Linked DNA regions of Homo sapiens: region 2 is linked to region 1. The links are chromatin loops, found by intact Hi-C in ENCODE. Cell type or tissue: PC-3. All regions are shown on one strand.

Region 1 (2,500 bases):
AGACTCTTTTTTTCTGATAATGATCTTTTTGAGTTTTATGACCGTCCACTAGAGAAAAAAAAATCAAGCTTGTAAAGAATTAAAGTTAGTTTTATTCAGAAGTCTTACTGGGGACTGTAGACTGAGGACTATAGCCCTGGAGAGATCTTTCAGAGAGGTTCCATCAGACTATTCCAAAACTGTTTTGGCTCATTGCTTATATACAGGCAGTGAAGGTTCAGTACGTGCAAAATCATATCAAATTTTGGGTGCAAGAGTACATCTGGTTATAGACAGTAGAGGCATAATCACTGACCCTGTCAGACATTATCTTATTATAGGAAAAGGCAAGGTCTAGGGTCATTTATCCTTTAAGGAATATGGTGACTTCATTCAAGAGATGTGGGAACCGTGTGCTCTATCCAGTTTTGTCCTCAAAGCATTCTTCCAGAGAACTGCATCTTGTCACAGAGTCAGGGGCTTTGTGAAATTATGCTGGCAGGCAGAAGTGAGCAAACATGGCTTTCTATATTTACTACTTTGTCTCACAGATCTTTTACATAGTTCAGAGCTCTGTCCCCAAAGCCTTCTTTCATGAATCTAGGAATTTGTTCAGATGTTGGTAATGTTAATAATTGACGTTTTAAAAGTTAACATATTGAAACAATATTTACGGTGCCTGATGTCCTTGGTGGTCATTGACTCTTTAATACTTTTTAAAAAATATAAAACATATTCCTGTATGTAAAAGTTAACTAGTGTTACAGAGACTGTTACCGAAACCAATGCCAAAAAATGGAGTATCTTGATATAAATTGCAATGTGAGCAATTAATTTTTTTAAAAGAGAAGAAATTGCTTCTGACTATTCATATTAATAGGTTTCAAATAAGAAAACAAAGAGTTACACATGCAAGCTGCAAGTTTGGATTGAAGTCAGGGAACTTATAAATGTGTCATGCAGTACTTTTGAGAAATAAAAGCTCCCCACTCTGCTGGTGATCACAGAAGGAAAATATTTTGATCATTGCAGAAAATGAAAAAGCATACAAGAGTCATCCAGCTGATAACACCAAGATATATATAGTGCCAGAGATTAGCTTCACCTGTATCAGTATTTTTCCAAGAAATGCTCGCCTGTTTAAGTGAATCCTACCACTCTCTTAATTCCACACTGGTGACTGAGGACATAAGCGATGACTGTCACTCCATAGAGAAGCCTCGTCTGTAGCACCAAGTGGTCCACGCTGCATTGTCATCCTGCCCCAGCTGTGAGAGCATGACGTTGGGTGATTCACATTCCTGCTCCGTGTCTGACTCATCATCTTGCCCACAGGCCAAACCCATCTTTTATCACCTCTTGCTTGCAAATATTTATCTTAAAGCCATCTGGCAACCTAATGTTTTAAGTATCTTGATAAGTATTTATTTGAAGATATTGTGAAACTAAGAAATTTTAAGTTTAGATTTAGTGAGAAATTGCATTTTCCTATTTTCAAAAAGAGATATTTTAACTTCCCTTTCTACTTAAGTAAAACATGTCATCTCACTGAATATAAAAAGACCTCACTCCTTGACCTTTAATACTTGTCAAGGGATTCTAAAGATGAAGGCACTTTCAGTGCCAAAATTCATCCAACGTTCAAAAGCAAAAATTTTTTTCATCACCATCTCTATGCTAGGCCCTGAATTACAGGGAATACATGGTTTTTCTCATGACTTGATTTTTCAAGAAAATTTGAACCATAAAACATTATCATAAGGTGGAAGAAATTTATCAGAAATGCCATTCAAATGTACCTTTCTGGGCCATCCTATTTTCCAGAACAGCTTGCATATGGATGGAGAGAATAATTGAGGAATGCAAGTTCTGAAAAGATGTCTCTTTTGAAGTTATATTTAATTTCCAGACTGCTTTATCCAGGCTCAGAGTCAAAATATTTAGCAATATAGTAGAAGATGCAAAATAGTTTTCTGCATCTTCTATTGGGGAAACTATACTTTCTAATATAAAATGGAGAGAAAGAAAGAAAAACTCCTATATATGGAGAATGGTTTGTCATCAAATTTGGCTCATCTGGAGAAAACAGCACAGATGGTCTAGCTTGCTTCAGGACTGCAGTTTCGTGCCATGCATGATTCACCAGAGAAGGTAAATCAGCATCTGCTCATTTCATTTTGTGTTCACTGTTGTAGTAATAGGTAGTAATGTGCATTAACATTCTTTTGTTGCTAGACCTTAGCAAGCAAATGAGTGTTATTTTCTAGCTAAATTAGAGACTATTTTTTCTATAGTTTTACATTCAGATTAATGAAGCAATGCTGAAAAAAATAAAACCACCTTTGCCCGCTTACTAAGATTTGGGACCTCTTCACTTGGAACACCCTTTGGTCAAGACCTAAAAGTAATTTCCTTCTTTTTTTTTTTTTTTTTTTTTTTTTAAGAAAAAGACTATCAAAGTAATTTCTCAGAAAGGAAAAACTGGGCTCTGTAATCAGTTATTCTAACACATGGTTGTTTA
Region 2 (2,500 bases), 160 kb before region 1:
ACTCCCATTGTTGTAAAATGTTTATTTTTTTAGATATTACTTCTGGATGGGTCAAGTGCATATTTAACAAAGAAATACACCCTGCTTCTCAGAATTTTTGTTTATTAAGAGTTTGCATTGCCAGTGATGAGGTTTTAGAAATTGCTATCTTTCTGTTAATCTAAAGGAAGGAGATAAGTTAGCATCTGACTTAAAAGCATTTATTATATATCCTGTATCTTTTTAAAATATCCTATGAAAGGAATCAACTATAGGCTCAATAATTAGTATAATGAACACATTGGTCATGAAACTTTGGTCATCTAACCAATTTAATGAAAAGGAGAGTTTATTGGAAGACTCATAAGTTAGAAGCCATTGCAGCAAAATGGGAGGTTCTAGGTAATACTTGGAAAGTAAGAATGAAAGTAACTAGGACTCTCCCATCCTCTCTCTGCAGAGTATGCTTATTTTCTGAGCCTGGCTCACATGCCTACGAACATAGCTTCCAGCAAATCTCAGGCTCTCCTCACATAGTATCATTACCAGAAAGTAATCAAGATGTGTTTTCTTGAGTTTTAGGGTTGTACATCCTGGAGAAGATTAATGATTGGCTCTCCCTGTGTCCCCAACTCCAGCCATCCCTCCTTCCCATCCTTAATAGGAAGCTCTTCAGGAGTTGTTTCTTCCTGAAGGAATATGACAGGGATATGTCAGCTTCAGGAATGTAACAGCTTCCATTCAAATCAAAATGAGAAAGGGCATTCTTTGGAAGAAGGAAGTAGGGAATAATAAACTGAGTACATCAATTCTTTCTTGTCAATTCATTGTCTTCTTTTTTTTTTCATTAGGCAAGTATTACACACCTACATGTGCTAGTTACTGGAAATATAGCAGCAAACACATATCAAGATAACAATTCCATAGAATCTGAATTATAAAACCACCACTAGAAACAGGGTAGGCAGCGGTCATTTCTATGTAGAGTAGATTAGCATTTTGAATGAATATGAAAGAAGACATATAGCTTAGTTCCTTCCTTTCATTTTAAATCTATTTCTAAGTAAATTAAATGCTTGCCACCCTCCCTTCCCCCACTGTAGTAAGCCAGAGAGTAAATGTCTCCAGCAATGGTAATGGCAAATTTTATTGTATTTCATTTTAGTGTATGTGTGTGCTTGGTAAATATTTGTTAACTGAATGGATTATTGAGGTGGTGGTGGTGGTGTCCATCTATAGTCAGGAGAAAAGAATTACTATTAACTGTGACAAAATAAACATCATTGTTATTCAACATTTAAGTAGGCAGAATCAAATAATTTCATATAACAAAGTCATTTTATACGATTATCTAAAGATATATTTTACAACTAATTTCTTCTGGCAGATACATCTGGATGCTGTGTCATTTCAGACTAGTTTGTGGGAATAACATTGAATAATTTTTCTGACTCAGATTGAATGATGAGTAATGTTTGCTTTGGAAAAATTTCAGTCTTCCTGTATTTTATTTTCTTCACTATGATTACAGTATAAGGCATGTAACTGTTTCTGTTATTGGTTGAGTATTCATATTTGTTTTGTTTTTGAGCTGACCTTCTTTCTCTCTCTGTTTCATTCATTCATTCATTTACTCATTTTGAGACAGGGTCTGGCTCTGTTACCCAGGCTGGAGTGCAGTGGCATGATCTTGGCTCACTGCAATCTCCACCTCTCAGACTCAAAAGATCCTTCCACCTTAGCCTCCTAAGTAGCTAGGACTAGCACGTGCCACCACGCTTGGCTAATTTTTTTATCTTTTTGTAGAGACCAGGGTTTCACCATGTTGACCAGGCTGATCTCGAACTCCTGAGCTCGAGCGATCTGCCCGCCTTGGCCTCCCAGTGTGCTAGGATTACAGACGTGACCCACTGCGCCTAGCCTTGAGCTGACTTTTAAATCAGCTGTTAACAACTATATAACTTATATAATACATGCATAAGTCATATAAATTACATAATATGTAGAGTCTCCAGGATTACAATTATTAACGCTAATATTTTTATATGGCGGGGATGTGGGTGGGACTTTGTGGTGTACATGTATATGTACACCACAGACACTGGAATATATGCGTCCTCTCTATGTATTGTTCTTCAACATGTTTATTTTTACTTACCACTTTCTCATGGACATCCTCCCATGTCAGTACATATTTTCTTATTTCTTACCTTATTATTTCTATTATTTTATGGTATGTATGTACCTTCATTTATTTAACCATCTCCCTCTTAGACTACGTCTCATTATTTTGGAGTCATAATCTCATATAATGCTTCATTGTACATGCAGGATAGGCTGTGAATTTTTGTAAGAAAAATACCTAAAGGTAGATGAAGTTCAGTAAGTGAGACTGCCTACCTTTTACATTGTAATAGTACTGTTAAATTATCCTCCAAGTGAGATTTTACCATTTGATACAAGGCAGTATATTGTGATGGTGAAACACTTGGACAAGGAGGCATGGATTTGAATCCCAGTT

Evidence for each region. A loop is a pair of places that touch in the nucleus more often than their neighbours do. Peaks named below come from ENCODE experiments on the same cell type or tissue, not always from the same donor. Only the 100,000 strongest peaks of a DNase experiment are listed, where the experiment ranks them.
Region 2: a loop joins it to region 1, with 13 times the contacts of the local background. A loop is called at or near these places in 2 of 110 quality-filtered maps.

What each region holds. Positions count from the first base shown.
Region 1 is chr18:33,755,137-33,757,636 of GRCh38, forward strand. No RefSeq gene overlaps it. Among named protein-coding and RNA genes, the nearest start is that of ASXL3, 180 kb to the left of the region's middle. In PC-3, no CTCF peak of the experiment used is centred here; a DNase peak (open chromatin) is centred at 1,265.
Region 2 is chr18:33,595,214-33,597,713 of GRCh38, forward strand. The region is part of intron 1 of ASXL3 (ASXL transcriptional regulator 3); the gene reads left to right. Among named protein-coding and RNA genes, the nearest start is that of ASXL3, 18 kb to the left of the region's middle. In PC-3, no CTCF peak of the experiment used is centred here; no DNase peak of the experiment used is centred here; H3K27ac peaks cover 1,888 bases.